Linked DNA regions of Homo sapiens: region 1 is linked to region 2. The links are chromatin loops, found by intact Hi-C in ENCODE. Cell type or tissue: HCT116. All regions are shown on one strand.

Region 1 (5,000 bases), 340 kb after region 2:
TGCTGGCGGGCGCCTGTAATCCCATCTACTCAGGAGACCGAGGCAGGAGAATCGCTCGAACCGGGGAGGTGGAGGCTGCACTGAGCGTTGATCGCGCCACTGCTCTCCAGCCTGGGCGACAGAGGGAGATTCTGTCTCTAAAAAAATAAAAAGTAAAAGTAAAAGTAAATAAAAATAAAAATCTTTTTTTTTTTTGAGATGGAGTCTCGCTCTGTCACCAGGCTGAAGTGCAGTAGTGTGATCTCAGCTCACTGCAACCTCCGCCTCCCGAGTTTAAGCGATTCTCCTGCTTCAGCCTCCCCAAGTAGCTGGAACTACAGGCACCCGCCACCACGCCCAGCTAATTTTAGTATTTTTAGTAGAGACCGGGTTTCACCATGTTGGCCAGGATGGTCTCGATCTCTCAACCTCGTGATCCGCCTACCCTGGCCTCCCAAAGTGCTGGGACTACAGGTGTGAGCCAGCGCGCCCGGCCAAATCTTTCTTTCTTTTTAATAATTGGATTGACTTTGGTCTACGGTCTCCCCTGGGGCCCCATCCTTCTCTGGGGTGGGGCCATCCTGGGCACTGCAGGGTGCTCAGCAGCATCTCTGACCTCCGCCCACTCCATGCCAGGAGCATCCCAGTTGTGATAACCACACGTCCCCAAACATCGCCCAGTGCCCCCTGGGGGGCAGCATCACCCACATTTAAAAACAGTTCCAGGGTAGCAGCCTGCAAAGAAGGTGTGTCTGGGACCTGGGCATTTCATATCGGGGTGACCCAGCCTGGGAGAGGGGAGGGGCCTCAGTGAGAAGACTGAAGCCAGGACCCCCCCCAGGCAGGACCCAGGCTCCCACGGCACAAAAGCCCCAGGTCCAGGGTTCCTGGAAATGTTTTAAAATCCAGTCGACAAAAGATGAATAAAATACTTGTGAGTGTATAATCATGAATCCAGCCTGGATTCTGTTTGTCTTTATGCCAAGACAATTGTAAAATACAGCTTAGAATTTTTTTTTTTTTTTGAGAAATTTTTTTTTTTTTTTTGAGAGTCTTGCTGTGTCGCCCAGGCAGCGGTGCGATCTCGGCTCGCTGCAACTTCCACCTCCCAGTTCAAGCAATTCTCCTGCCTGAGCCTCCTGGGTAGCTGGGACTACAGGTACCCACCACCACACCCGGCTAATTTTGTATTTTTAGTAGAGACGGGTTTTCACCATGTTGGCCAGGATGGTCTCGAACTCCTGACCTCAGGTGATCCGTCCGCCTCGGCCTCCCAAAGTGTTGAGATTACAGATGTGAACAACGGTGCCTGGCCAACGTCGGACATTTTTAGAGCGGAGGAGGTAGCCTAGGAGGGCAAATGTGCCCCAGGCCCTGAGTGTCCCAACATGGCCCTGCAGCCAGGTAGAACCAGCCAGGGAAAGGGATGGTGTTTAAGGGACGTGGAAAAGGAATTCAGACAAAGAATTTCTGATGCAAGTTTAACCCGGCTGGTGGCTGCAGCCTACTTCCTGCTACAGGCTGCACAGTCTCTTGCTGAATTAGCACCTACGTTGAATTAGGTGAGTTTGCTTGAACTATACGTTGAATTAGGTGTTGAATTAACACATAGGGGGGCTTTGGGCTCTCAGCCCCTCATCTAAAGTCCATTGTCTCAAGCCACTGCCTCATTGGAAGAGCAGGTGTCTACACTACCTGGAGAGGGGGAGATCCTGCATTAATTATTTGGGGAGAATGCAATCTGTCCCCGCTCCTGCTCACAGTAGATACAAGAATAAACTCCCGACGGGGCAGATGGCATAAACCAGGGGGACCCCCAGCTCCTGGGACTCTTCCTCCTCTCTCCCTCCCCACTCAGGGTGTGGATTTCAATGTGTGCAGCCTCCTGGGACCTCAGTAGGAGAGATGGTCACGGAATGCAGAGTCTCTTGGGGAATCTGTGGATTCCCCTAACCTGGGCGGGGGGTCTCAATCAGGGGTGATCCTGCCCCCAGGGGACACTGGGCAATGTCTGGGGACATTTGTGGTTGTCATGCCTGGAGGTGCTCCCGGCATGGAGTGGGTGGAGGCCAGGACGCCACTCAGCACCCTGCAGTGCCCAGGATGGCCAGACCCCAGAGGATCTAGCCCCAGATGTCCACAGTACCTAGCAGGAGAGATCCTGATTTAATTAATTGGTGAGGGGGAAGATCAAGGGACCCTGGCTATGCCAAGAAACTCGGACTGCAGCAGTGTGTGGATCCTGAATGAGAAAGGTGCGAATCAGACAGAAGCTCGCAGCCTAAGGCCAGCGAAGGCCACGGCCACAGCGACATCTAAAGGCCGGCAAGTGCAATGCAGAATCCACCCAGGGAACTCGGGCCCCGCGCCTACCCCCGGGGTAAAGGGGGCCAGCCTCGCACAGGTGGGTCCGTTGCAGGCGTCTGTTGCGAGACCACATCCTCACCACCCGGTGAACGGCACTGGGAGCAGACTCAAGAGGCTCGAGAGGTCCCAGGAGGGCGGGAAGAGAGTTCCCCCAGCTACAGCCTGAGCATGGTCGCCAGAAAGCAGGTGCGGCGACTTTCCCTAGCACCCTCTCCCTGCCCTCTGTGTACCCGCAGGGGGGCCCTGCACGTCGGGTCTCAGGCACATGTGTGGTGAAATGCACACAACAAAAAAGCTCCCTTTCCAGACATCCAGTGGCATTCGTGCAGCCATCATCTCTAGCTAGCTCTAGAACATTCTCAGCCCCCCAAAAAGACACCCCATCCCTATCAGCTGTCACTTCCCATCCCCCTCCCCAGCCCCTGGCACCCACACATCCCCTTCCTGCCTCTCTAGACTGGCCTGTCCTGGACATTTCATAGAAATAGGATGACACACTGTGTGGCCTTTTGGATCTGGCATCTCTCACTGAGTGTGACATCCTCAAGGGGCATCCAGGCTGCACGTGGCCTGGGTCAGAGTCTCGTTCACGGCTGAGTCTCGTTCCAGTGTGTGGAGGGCCACGCTGTTTATCTATTTACCCACGGACGGACACTTGGGTCATTTCCACCTTTTAGCCATTGTGAATCGTACTGTATGAACATTTGTGGCAAGGTTCTATTTGAACACCTGCTTCCAATTCCTCTGGGCAGATAACTAGGAGCGGAATTGCTGGGTCATGTGGCGACTCCGCGTTCAGCCTTTTGAGGAACCACCAGACTGGTTTCCAAGGCGGCTGCCCCATCTTGCATCACACATCAATTCTCAATGCCAAGGCGTTCCTCAGCTTTTAAACAAGGCACTGAGGCAGGAGGCAGGCAGCTGATTGTTGAAGGTCACCCCGTAGCCATTGGCAGAGCCAGAACTTGCAGCTGTGATTTGTGCCGCGGCTCCTGCCCAAGCCCTCCTTCCCTGGCTTCAGTGCTGGGCTGGGCAAGGTGTGTGGAATAGCCCCGCTTTCTAGGCCACTTTCGGGGTACTGGGCGGCCACTGTCTGGTCTGAAGGTGCCATCTGTGACACTCTTTTTTTTTTTTTTGAGACGGAGTCTCGCTCTGTCGCCCAGGCTGGAGTGCAGTGGCGCGATCTCGGCTCACTGCAAACTCCACCTCCCAGGTTCCCACCATTCAGGCTCCCCCAGACCTCCGCCTCCAGGGAGCCCTCCAGAATGTCCTTCCTCCTGCCTTCAATGCTCCTCCCCATCCTGCAGGGGTCGGCAAGGATGTCCTCTCCTTAGAGACCTTCCTGGACACCACGTGGCACAGACTCTGTCCTCTTGGTGCCACCTCATCCTATTTTCTTTGTCTTTTCCGGTTTTTTTTTTTTTTTTTTTTTTTTTTGAGATAGGGTCTTGCTCTGTTGCCCAGGCTGGAGTGCAGTGGTGCAGTCACAGCTCACTGCAACCTCAGCCTCCTGGGCTCAAGTGATCCTCCTGCCTCAGCCTCCAGAGTAGCTGGAACTACAGGCACCCACCACCACGCCTGGCTAATTTTTTTGTATTTTTAGTAGACATGGGGTTTCACCATGTTAGCCAGGATGGTCTCGATGTCCTGACCTCATGATCTGCCCGCCTCGGCCTCCCAAAGTGCTGGGATTACAGGCATGAGCCACCACGCCTGGCCCATCTGTGAGATTCTGAAGAGCCACTGCTGAGCAATTAAGCTGCCCTCTGCAGTGGGAAATTTTCTTTGCAAGGAAGCAGCAAGGCGGAGGAGGCAGGAGGGTTCCCTAAGATTGTGCACCCACGGCAGCCAGCAATGTGCCTGACACAGTGAAGGGCCTCGGCAAAGGGGCGCCTCCTGTCCCCTTCAAATCCTTACGGGCCACCCCAGGATCTGGTGACCTGGAACAGACTCCTGTATGGGCCTTTTTCCCCTGGTGCCAGCAGGGAACAGGGCAGGATGGAAAAAACACCCAGTAGCCAGTGGCCCACTGATGTCACCAAGCTGCAGGGCTGCCCAGCATTGATTAAACACAGCTGGTGTGGGCCAGGCATGGCACCTCACACCTGTGATCCCAGTGCTTTGGGAGGCTGAGGCGAGAGGATCCCTTGAGCTCAGGAGTTCAAAACCAGCCTGGGCAAAATAGTGAGACCCCATCTCTAATTTATTATTATTATTTTGAGCCGGAGTCTCGCTCTGCTGCCCAGGCTGGAGTGCAATGGCACGATCTCGACTCATTGCAACCTCTGCCTCCCGTGTTCCAGCGATTCTCCTGCCTCAGCCTCCCGAGTAGCTGGGATTACAGGCGTGTGCCACCGTGCCCAGCTAATTTTTGTATTTTTAGTAGAGATGAGGTTTTGTCATGTTAGCCAGGCTAGAGACTCCATCTCTATTAAAAAACAAACAAAGAAAGGCTGGGTGTGGTGGCTCATGCCTATAATCCCAGCACTTTGGGAGGCCAAAGCGAGCGGATCACCTCAGGTCAGGAGTTTGAGACCAGCCTGACCAACAGGGAGAAACCCCGTCTCTCCTAAAAATACAAAATTAGCCGGGCATGGTGGCGGGTGCCTGTAATCCCAGCTACTCAGGAGGCTGAGGCAGAATTGCTTGAACCC
Region 2 (5,000 bases):
ATCCTTGTACTTTGAGGAGAAGTTTCTTATTTGGAGTCTTTTGGAAACAGTCTTAGTCTTTTAACTTGGAAAGATGAGGTATTAATCCCCTCCATTGCTCTCCAAAAGCCAATAAAGTGATTACACCCGATGCACCTGGCTCTGTGGTGGTGACGCTGGGGACTGGTGGGAGGAGTGCCTGGGACCACAGAGGGCCCTGGGTGGAGGGGTCGCGGGGGATTTGGCACCCAGGCAGCTGCGGGACCCCTCCCACGGAGGAGACCCCCTGGGCTGGGAGGCCGGGCCCTCAGCTTGGCGCCAGCCTTGCCACTGCTCGCTTGAAGCCCCTTCCTGCCTCGCGTCCCCTTCCGCCCCAGCCTGGGCCTGCGCATGGGGATGTCTGTGCTCCCAACTCAACTTTTGAGTTCGCCGTGTTACTGGCCGCCCCTAGGGACCTGCAGCGCCGTTCGGGGCAGCAGCACTTCCGGCGGGGTCGTGGCCTGGAGCGCTTCCGGGTCTGCAACCCCGCCGTCTGCCCGGCCGCAGCGCCACCTGCCGGCCGCATCCGGGAGCGCCACCCGGAAAATCAGGGCCAGGCCTGGCCGGGAAACCGGCTGGAAAGAGGAGGAAAGGAGGAACTCGAAAAGATTGTAGACTTGGCGAGCGGGCCGGGGGGATATTCAGCCGTCTGAGCGGTGGTGGGGTCGGCCGGGAGGACAAACCTGGACACAGATACCCCCAGCTCATTTGGGCAGCGCAAATGCAGAGAAGGGGCATTAGAGCTGAGGCCATGCAGGATGAATAGGAGTATGAAGCAGAGTAGAGGGGGCTGTTTTCTGGTGTAAAAAACAACTTGGGCAAAGGCGTGGAGGCTGGAAAGTAACCTCCAGGGATGAACGACATGGGGTTGGAGACTCTGAGGAGACTTTGGAAGAGCCCTGTATGTATTCTGAGGCACTGGGGAGCCATGGGAGGTGTTTGAGCTGGAGAGGGACCTCATATCTGGGGTTGGAAAGATCCTCCCAGGACTGCCATGGGGAATGGAATGGAGGGGCAACTCTGAGTCTCCAGGAAGGAAGCCACAGGCAAGGGCAGTGCAGTGTGTCAGAGGCATAAAGGAAGACTCCATCCCCCTCCAGTGAGTCTCCTCTGTGCCTGTTTATTACATCATCCTGTGGTATTAAGTGAGCACCTACTGTGTGCCAAGCCTGGCCTTTGCCCCCAGGGAACTCACAGCCTTGTGGACAGTAACAGAGGAATAAATGCTCCTGAGAGTGGGCGGAGAACGCAGGGTAAGGAGCTAGCGATGGCCCAGAGTGGGCACCTTTATTTGTTTAGAGAAAGTGAAACTGTAGCCGGGCGCGGTGGCTCACGCCTGTAATCCCAGCACTTTGGGAGGCCGAGGCGGACGGATCACGAGGTCAGGAGATGGAGACCATCCTGGCTAACACGGAGAAACCCCGTCTCTACTAAAAATACAAAAAATTAGCCGGGCGTGGTGGCGGGCGCCTGTAGTCCCAGCTACTCGGGAGGCTGAGGCAGGAGAATGGCGTGAACCCGGGAGGCGGAGCTTGCAGTAAGCCGAGATCGTCTCAAAAAAAAAAAAAAAAAAAAAAGAAAAAGAAAGTGGAACTGGAACAGTATGGCAGAGGGAACAGCCTACACAAATGCTTGGGGGCGCGAAAGAAGTTGGTGTGTCACGGAGGAACAGGGAGGGAGGCAGGGTGGGCGCAGAGGGATTGAGGGGAGGTGGCAGGGAACCGCGGGGACTGTTTTAGGGAAGGTGAGTCCAGACCCCGCTGAGATGAGCTGGGTGTCTAAGGTCCCAGGGAGCCTTCCCTTCCCGTGACACCACCAAGCAATTCTCCACCAGGGACAGGGGCATTCACATGCCCAAAATCACTGGCCATCTTCAGCACAAGGGGGTGCTCCAGAGCCAGGAATGCCTCTGGTCCCGGCATTGGCCTCTCATGGAGACAATGACAGAACCCACGCGGAAGAGCGCCCTGGCTGCTGGGGAAGGCAGAACACAGAGAGACATTGATCAGCGGGGTTGTCCACACCTGGAAGTGGCGTGGGGGCCCTGGCTTCAGAGAGCTGCTGCCCAACACAGGAGGCGCTGGCCAGCCCCCAGCCCTGGAGGGGCAGCTGCATTCCTGGGAAGCCCTTGACCCACATCCCCAGCACGGGAGGGGAGGCTCTGGAGTGGGGCATTGCTCTCTCTGCTGCGCTCCTGGACTCTGCAGGAAGAGGGTGTCTTGGCTATCATGGAGACGCTGACCTCAGCCCCAGCCCTGCCTCCTGGGCAGGCCTGGACCAGGTGTGTTCGCCCTGGGTTGGGGTCAGTCCCACAGCAGCGCCAGGGCCTGGCCCATCGAGGACTCGGTGGCCTCGGCCAGGTATTCGCAACACAGCCAGTCCTCGAGGCTGGGAGCTTCCCCACCTGCGGCCCGCTCTGCTAGGCGCAGGACCAGCAGCCCGCGGCGCACCCGCAGCCAGGGCCCGAGCGCTCGGAGCCAGGGACCAAGCGGTGCTCCGCGGCCGCGCAGCTCAGGCCCGGGCCCCCAGAGCAGCGCCTGCAGCGCGCCCCGCGTCCGGGACGCCGAGGGCCGCAAGCGGGTCAGCTGTGCTGCCAGGAGCTCCAGGCCCGCGGCCAAAGGCGTGGTCGAGGGCGCAGCAAGGCTGAGCAGCGCTCGGAGGAGGCTGCCCAGCTGCGGCGCGTGGGGGCCCGGGGATCCCGGGGGTCCAGGGGGCTGCAGACAGACGCGGCCAAAGTCAGTGAGGAGCAGGCGTGGGGGCCCCGTCGTCGCACAGCCCCGAGGTGCCACCAGCAGCAAGTTCTCCGGCCGCAACTCGACTAGGGCCGCGCCCCACGCCTCCAGGAACTTCAGGGCCGCGCTCAGCTGCAGCAGCAGCAGGGCCACAGCCCACACGAACTCCTCCGGCGGCTGCGTGCAGGCCTCCGCCAGCCACTGCGCCACCGTGCGCTCTGGAACCTCGGCTGCCAGCGCCACTGCGCCTCTCCAGGGCGCCCCGGGCAGTGTGCCTTCAGGCACCAGGCCACACAGCCCCTGCAGATTGAAGTGTGGAGACAGGGAGGCCTGCAGCTCCAGGCCCCACGGGTGGGGCACGTCCGCCCCGGGCTTGGGCACCTGCAAGGCAGAGGGGGTGTCGGGGCCTGGATCACTGGGCCCCCCACAAGCACCGCCTGCCCCAGTGCTACCTGCCCCGAAGCCTCCCACGCACACCCCCAAACTGCCCCCACTACGGCTAGGGGCTGCCTGCATCCCTCCAGCAGCAGGAGGTCAGTGTTAATTTGGAAGTTAGTCACCAGTAAGGACTTTCAGGAAAGTTAAGCCAGGGAAGAAGATGTTCCTGGGCAATGAGTTCGAAAGCAGATTCCTGGGCCGGGCGCGGTGGCTCACGCCTTCCCAGCACTTTGGGAGGCAGGGGGATCGCTGAGGTCAGGAGTTCGAGACCAGCCTGGCCAACGCAGGGAACGCTCGTCTCTACTAAAAAATGCAAAACTAGCTGGGCGTGGTGGCGCGCCTGTCATCCCAGCTACTTCGGAGGCTGAGGTGAGAGAATCGCTTGAGCCCGGGAGGTGGAGGTTGCAGTGAGCCGAGAACGCGCCACTGCACTCCAGCCTGGGCAACAGAGTGAGACTCTGTCTCAAAAACAAAAAACAAAACAAAAAACACAAAAGCAGATCCCCGGCCAGAGAGGTGTGGGAGGGGTTTTGACAAGAGCTCCAAGGCCATACCCATGGCCCCATACTTTAGAAACATGGTTTCCTGGGTTAACTGCGTTGATTCACGTGTTAGTTGCAAAATAAACAAGTCTAATATGGTCTGGATCTGTGTCCCCACCAAATCTCATTCCCCAGTGTTGGAGGTGGGGTCTGGTGGGAGGCGACTTGGATCTTGGGGGTGGTTTATCATGAATGGCTCAGCACCATCTCCCTTGGCACTGTCGTTGGGATAACGAGTGAGTTCTCGTGAGATCTGGCTGTGTAAAGGTGAGTAGCACCTCCTCCCTCCCTTCCTCCTGCTCCCACCGTGTGAGATGCCTGCTCCCGCCTCGCCTTCCACTATGATTGGAAGCTTCCTGAGGCCTCCCCAGAAGCAGAAGCCACCAGAACCATGAGCCAATTAAGGCCCTTTTCTCTATAAATTACCCAGTCTCCAGTATTCCTTTTTCTTTTCTTTTCTTTTTTCTTCTCTTTTGTTTTTCTTTTTTGAGACAGAGTCTCACTCTGTCGCCCAGGCTGGAGTGCAATAGCCCAATTTTCGAATCTCAGCTCACTGCAACCTCCGCCTCCCAGGTTCAAGTGATTCTCCTGCCTTAGCCTCCAAGTAGCTGGGACTTCAGGTGCGCACCACCGCGCCCGGCTAATTTTTGTATTTTTAGTAGAGATGGGGGTTTCACTATGTTGGCCAGGCTGGTCTCGAACTCCTGACCTCATGATCTGCCCGCCTTGGCCTTCCAAAGTGCTGAGATTACAGGCGTCAGCCACTGTGCTGCCCAGCCTTTTTTTTTTTTTTTAGACGGAGTCTCGCTCTGTCGCCCAGGCTGGAGCGCAGTGGTGCGTTCTCGGCTCACCGCAAGCTCTGCCCCCTGGGTTCATGCCATTCTCCTGCTTCAGCCTCCCAAATAGCTGGGACTACAGGTGCCCACCACCACGCCCGGCTAATTTTTTGTCTTTTTAGTAGAAACAGGGTTTCACCGTGTTAGCCAGGATGGTCTGTATCTCCTGACCTCGTGATCTGCCCGCCTCGGCCTCCCAAAGTGCTGGGATTACAGGTGTGAGCCACTGTGCCCGGCCTTTTTCTTTTTTTTTTTTTTGAGACGGAGTCTCACTCTGTTGCCCAGGCTGGAGTGCAATGGCCCAATCTTGGCTTACTGCAACCTCTGCCTCCCGGGTTCAAGCAATTCTCCTGCCTCAGTCTCCCAAGTAGCTGGGTTTACAGGCGCCCGCCACCACACCTAATTTTTGTATTTTTAGTAGAGGCTGGGTTTCA

What was found. Hi-C counts contacts between places; a loop is a spot of excess contacts. Peaks named below come from ENCODE experiments on the same cell type or tissue, not always from the same donor. Only the 100,000 strongest peaks of a DNase experiment are listed, where the experiment ranks them.
Region 1: it touches region 2 in a loop (7-fold over the local background); 15 of 110 quality-filtered maps call a loop at or near these places.

Annotation. Positions count from the first base shown.
Region 1 is chr19:2,611,698-2,616,697 of GRCh38, forward strand. The region is part of intron 2 of GNG7 (G protein subunit gamma 7); the gene reads right to left. Among named protein-coding and RNA genes, the nearest start is that of MIR7850, 17 kb to the right of the region's middle. In HCT116, a CTCF peak has its summit at 2,295; no DNase peak of the experiment used is centred here.
Region 2 is chr19:2,273,359-2,278,358 of GRCh38, forward strand. OAZ1 (ornithine decarboxylase antizyme 1) reads left to right here. Exons shown (of 5, transcript NM_004152.3): 5 at 1-130. PEAK3 (PEAK family member 3) reads right to left here. Exons shown (of 4, transcript NM_198532.3): 4 at 1,273-3,131. The coding sequence ends at 2,322. Among named protein-coding and RNA genes, the nearest start is that of PEAK3, 6.3 kb to the right of the region's middle. RefSeq lists a silencer at 119-368 and enhancers at 749-888, 1,693-2,627. In HCT116, CTCF peaks have their summits at 551 (motif pointing left) and 1,892 (motif pointing right); DNase peaks (open chromatin) are centred at 473 and 1,894; H3K4me3 peaks cover 829 bases; H3K27ac peaks cover 2,419 bases.